Regions from separate parts of the Homo sapiens genome. Here region 2 is linked to region 1. A link is a contact called in ENCODE Hi-C data. All regions are on one chromosome and are shown on one strand. The core of a region is the stretch at or near the end of the contact, and the rest is flanking DNA. Distances in the headings are between cores, read along the strand shown.

The links. Hi-C counts contacts between places; a loop is a spot of excess contacts on that map. Pooled maps may share reads with other maps.
Region 2: a map of CD8-positive, alpha-beta T cell shows a loop between it and region 1 (7-fold over the local background). The contact joins the promoter of CGRRF1 here to the promoter of KTN1 in region 1. A Hi-C loop is called at or near these places in 2 of 168 maps with a recorded cell type or tissue (CD8-positive, alpha-beta T cell and posterior vena cava) and 8 of 50 pooled maps.

The regions. Positions count from the first base shown.
Region 1 is chr14:55,578,790-55,581,667 of GRCh38, reverse strand. KTN1 (kinectin 1) reads right to left here and starts at 1,461. Exons shown (of 44, transcript NM_001079521.2): 1 at 1,314-1,461. KTN1-AS1 (KTN1 antisense RNA 1) reads left to right here and starts at 1,576. Exons shown (of 3, transcript NR_027123.1): 1 at 1,576-1,732. RefSeq lists silencers at 143-437, 617-1,256, 1,317-1,576 and enhancers at 2,017-2,106, 2,117-2,236.
Region 2 is chr14:54,508,468-54,511,345 of GRCh38, reverse strand. It overlaps CGRRF1 (cell growth regulator with ring finger domain 1), which reads right to left and starts at 1,440. Exons shown (of 6, transcript NM_006568.3): 1 at 1,283-1,440. The coding sequence starts at 1,386. RefSeq lists an enhancer at 960-1,189 and silencers at 1,365-1,550, 1,350-1,779.

The DNA.
Region 1 (2,878 bases), core at 212-2,711:
TAGCAAAAATTCTAACTTTAAGTCAACTCCTATACAATTCAGAACCTTTAGTTCACCGAAGATGCTTATCTTTAGCTGGGCTGGCCATGAGTGTCTACATTTCTCAAGGCTTTCCACAAAGTCATCACACACACACACACCTTAACAGTTAACTTCAACCGTAGCTCTTTACTCAAGGCTTTCCACAAAGTCATCACACACACACACTCACACACACACACACACCTTAACAGTTAACTTCAACCGTAGCTCTTTAAGCACTACTAACTTAAATAGCGGCTAAGGAATCCGTTTGCCAACACAGTTCTGAATTTAGATTCCTCCTTCCTCCCACAGGAAAGAAGGGCCAACACTGAACAGCTTACTTTCAACCTAACCTAGTCAAGGTGCAACTGGGGCCGGCTGGGACGCCGCTGCCCGCGTCCGGGGCTGCCCACATCTAGTGCACCCAGCGCCTTCACCGCCAGCATGCGGGGCTGCACATCCCACACCAGACGTATGGCTGAGAGCCAGACGACTTCTCTAGACTTCCCGCGTAGTTTTCCGGCGAGGTCCCCAAGGCCAAAAATCTCACTTTTGGAAACTGAAGGGGTCAGGCCGAATCGCTAGGACACACCCCTCGGGGACAGGAAGGGATAACTTCGCCGGTGTCGAGAGTGGTCCATGGATTTTTCCAAAGTCCCCCCTCATGCTGCTTTCCGTGCCCAACCGCCTCCCGCCCTGACCTGGGGACTCGCAAAGGGCAGCGGGAGGGGCGCCGGGGAAGGGGGCGAGCGCCCAGACCGCCGGAGGCAGCGGCGAGGACTGGAACTCCAGCATGGCGTAAGTGTGGCCCAGCTCCGGCCCGGGGACGCCGCCGGAGACGCGCTGCCTCCGTCCACCGGCCGAGGAGGCGGTAATCCGCCTTCCCTCCCGGGGGCCCTCAGGCTTGGCTAAAAATAGGTGCCTCGGTCACCCCAGGGCCCGCTCGGGTCGACCTCGCCTTCGGGAGAGTCGTCCTTGGGGAGGGTGGGGGGTGTCCCTCGGCCGCGCCCCGGGTGCCGCGACAGAGCCGGGGTCGGGCCCAGAGCGGCCCCGCGAGGCCGAGGAGGTCCCTCCGAGCCCGCCCCCTGCGGCGTCCCGGCCCCAACAAGAGCCCCGCGGCGGCAACCGGATGCCCGAGGCCTACCCAGCGGGCGGCGTCCGGGCCCCGCGGCCGCGCCCCCCCGCCCGGCGCGGCCCTCCCGCCTGCCCCAGGACCCCGCGGCCGGCGCCGCCTCCCCCCGCGCTCCCCGCCGCCGGCGCCCGTCCCGGTGCGGCCTGCTCTCCCTCACCCTGTGCGGCCGGGAAAGGAGACCGGGAAGACGCGGCGGCGCCGGCACTACAGCCCGGGCCGCCCGCTCCGAGGCGCCGCCGCCGCCGCCGCCGCCGCCGCAGTCGCTCAGGTGCCGTCGCGCCGCTCGGCAGGAAACGGGCGGCTTCGGGGCGGGGCGGGGCGGACCCGGCACGTCCTGGCGTCTGGGCCGGCGGCGCCGGGAGACCGGCCCCTTAAAGGGACAGCCGCCGGCCCGCCTCTGCCTCCGCGCGCCTGCCCACGCGCTCCGGTACTCGCTGCTCGCGGCTGGCCGGCTCGGGATTCCGGGCTTTCTTCCCGAGACCGCGTCCCCCAGCTGGGCCGAAGGTGGACGCTCAGGGGCTGGAGGCTCAGCGGAATCCCCTGCGTTCAGTAGCCCCGCTCTCCCCTGTCCCGAAGGTTGGTCTCGTCTCGCGCGGCCCTCCCTCCAGGGCACCACCTGGCTCCCCACGCCTTTTAACTTCAGCAAACGGCACTAGATTTACCCCCTGACTATCCCAGATTTCCCCCAGAAATTACTGGAAAACGACATCCCCCGTCCCTTTCTCCAGGGGATCTCTCTGAAATCTCCTTCGGGCAACGCTAGCTACAAACGGAGAAAGAAATTAGAAAGCGACCCAAATAATGGTCGGGCGCGGTGGTTCACGCCTGTAACCCCAGTACTTTGGGAGGCCAAGGCAGGCGGATCACCTGAGGTCAGGAGTTCGAGACCAGCCTGGCCAACATATAGTAAAACCCGTCTCTGCCAAAAAAAGTACAAAAAATTAGCTGGGCATAGTGGCGCACGCCTGTAGCCCCAGCTACTTGGGAAGCTGAGACAGGAGAATCGCAGGAATCTAGGAGGCGGAGGTTGCAGTGAGCCGAGATCTCGCCACTGCACTCCAGCCTGGGCGAGAGAGTAAGACTCTCCGTTTCTCTCAAAAAAAAAAAAAAAAAAAGGAAAGAAAAGAAAGCGACCCAAATGAGTTGTGTGCAAACATTATGAAAGTGTTGTGACTGCCAGCTGGTAGCCATTTATGAAGCCGGGGTAAAAATCTAGAAACTGCTGCGCGAGGAGGGATGGGCCCGGATCTCTCCTTATTCGTTTGCTCTTTGCTGAAAGGATGGCAGCGATCCTCCCCGTCCACTGGCAAGTGAGTTTCGTGTGGATTGTTTACCGATGATCAATCTCTCACAGGAGGCCAGGCACTGCCCCACTACATGTACAAAACACTCCAAGCTGTCCGCAAATGTTATGAAGGCTTAAAATAATCCTAACGATTCCAGACTGTGGATAGAGATAGAAAAAATTAGGACTCACCACCACCACCTCGCCCTACATCTGACAAAGTGGGAACAGAAGCAGTTAAGGAATGAACAGCAGAACCGTTTCTACACCAACAGAATTTCCTGTACATGGGCTGGTTAAAAGTATCCATACTTTTTATTCTAATCATTTCTAAGTTTTCTAGAGCACCTCCAAAATACAAATGAAAACTGCGCAGTGTATAGTGGCCTGAGATATTGAGAATTCTGCCAGTCTTCAGTCACCGTGTTCTCCACAGA
Region 2 (2,878 bases), core at 191-2,690, 1.1 Mb after region 1:
TTTGTTTTCCAATCTTACCCCCACAAATAAGGAATTTGTATTTCCAATCCTCACCCACATACAAGGCAAGGAATTCTATGCTCTATTGCTGGTAGGGTGAGGAGCAGTGTGGACAGGTTAAAACTTTTGTCACTTCCTAAAGATGGCATATATTTTCAGAAACCGACAAGGGCCCGTGTTCTTTAAGGCAATCACATATATGTGACCAAAGGCTATTTTAAAACTCGTTTTACGTAGCCTTCTTTATTCACTAACATGTTCTCTGCCCCTATGCTCATGCTGTCTTCTCTGAGATGCTTTTTCTTCCCTACTATATACATTTAACTCCATTTATTTTTCAAAATGCTCATTCTCCAAAATCCAGCTCATGTCCCTCTTCAACAGAGTCCCCTCTGACCTCTTCAGACCATGGCTGTTATCCACTTAGAACTGCTGTTTGATCTTTTTGTAACTATTATCATCTCAAAGGGATTTTGGAGGCTGCAGCCTAGAAAAACTGTTGTGGGCTAGTTACACGGTTTCAACTCGTTATTTACAAGGCTTGTCTAAACATGATACAATAGCATCTCCTCAAGAGAGAAATTGAACCTCTAGGCTAGAAGAATTGCTCAGCGGTTATCTAACAGACCATTCTCCTTGTCTCCAATAGGCAACTGTCCTACCCTCGGTGTTACATATTTCTAAGGTCTCTTCCAGCTCTAAAATTATGATTTTACAATTCTATCGACTAAATATTACTTCAAAAGGTGTGGAATGTATACAGAAACCATTAAATTCTCAAACGGTAACAGTTCAGTTACAAGTTACTCTGAAAGATCTGAGGCTAAGGGCTCCATTCAGGTCAGAATCACAACTGTTAACCTCGCTTACTGTCCAGTCTGTGCACTGTAGCACAGGTGACTAACTCATCCAGGACACACAGTAGGCCCGAATCCGGGACAGAAGCCTACTAGAGAAGCACTTTCTCCCAACACCAAGCCCAAGCCCAAGCCCTTCCTGGCTGCTTTATCGCCTAGAAACAAAGCTGAGTAAAACACCCCAATGCGGTACCACCCCAAGATGCCCCAGCGACACGGACCAAACGGTGATGCAGGGCAGTGACGCAGGTGCAGCGTCCACCTTGTTTTCCTCCCAGAGAAAGTCGGAGTTCTAGGCACCCGGGGACACCGAATCCCCGACGTCCTCCGGCCCGCGGCCCTCCGGCTCCGGTGCCCCCTGCTGCTCGTCGCGACCCCACTCTGGCGGTATCCGCCCCTTCGTCTCTCACCCCTGGGACACTTACCATCCCAATACCAGGCCGGTGGTCACGATGAAGCAGGTAAAGACCACCGCGATGTAGAAAAGCGGCGAGTATTCATAAAGCGTTACCAGAAACACCGCAGCCATCAGGGTCTTGCTCTGGGTAGAGCCCGGCTCCAGCCGCGGAGCCCAGCCCAGCCCGGCTGAGCCCCGCCCGCCCGGCCAGGGTAAAAGCCACTACAGTGCCCCGGAGCGGACAAACTTTGTAGGTCCGCACTTGCCTGGGGTTCTCATGAGCTAGACTTTAGGGCAGCCTCGCGGACAGCGGGAGCTGGCGTGCCAATCACGGCGCCCCCTGCCGGACACGCCACGCCCCTCCCGCTCCCGTCCCGAGCTATTGGCTACGCAGACCTGGGATGGGGGGGGCCCGACTCGCACCGCCCCCGACTCCCAGGATTGGTACCCAGCGGGCGTCTTAAGCGCTGTGGCCCAGTGGTCATTGCTGTTCCGCCGGCAAATTCTAAGTAGACTTTGGGGCCAACTCTGTGCCAGCCTTAGGCAATGTAGGTTTTCTGATGTCAGAGAGAGGCGCAGTCTGAAATCTACGTGCATCGTTTCTAAATCCTGAAACCCTGCCTATTATATCTTAGGCAAATTTGGGAGAGGGTGGAGGAGGAGGAGGAGGAGGGCGGGCATCTTGGATTCTACAAAATGAAATAACCATAAGCACAGTGAAAACACAAAAAAAGGAGTCTCTACCACAAGCAATTTATACGAGACTTGTCAGCCTTTTCAGATTGGACTTAATCATAGAGGAAAATCAGCATTGCTTATCCAAGATTCTCTTAGAAATAAAGCATCCGCTTCCTCCCACATCCCCCTCCTTTTCTCCTCTTCTTGTACTCCTCAAATTAGAATTAGCCAAACATTTGAAACTGTATTTGTTTCCACTTTAAGAATAATTTTTAAAAAACTTTTTAAATCACACAGAAGCTTTTTAAAAATTACTGAAAGTAGCTAAATGGTCACTCCCTTGTCTCAACCCTGTGAGTCAGCTCCATCAAGGTGGCCTCCCTGAAAGTCTTTCATAACAGTTCATTGACACCTCGTTGGTTTGCATTTACTCCTAAAGCCACATCTAGCCACATCAGAGAATGGGGATATGTAGTCTTATTATTCGTGAGCAGCAACACACCCTGGTACAAATCAAGAGTTTTGTTACTGAGGAGGAAAGAGAATGGACATTGGGATAGTTAACTAGTAGCCTCTGTCACACTCCTAAATCACCAGTAAAATTCGTGTTGAGAAAGATGAACTAAGTTTGTCCTATGGCCTCACATATTCCTTGGCAAATGAGCACGTAGTCTCTGGAGCAGCACTGTTTGAGAAGCTTGCTTCTACAACACAATTTTTAATTACTATATATCTGATTTGTGAAAATATATACTTTAATCAGCCCTCAACTGTTGGAGAATTTTTCATTGCTATAAATAACACTGCAATGAACATCCCTACAGCTAAAGTATTTCCTTAGGATAAATTACTAGAGGTGGAACTATGGTTTTAAAAAATGTACATTTTAAAGATTTTGTAAAAACACTGCTCTCCAGAAATGTACCAATTTGTATTCCCAGTTTTT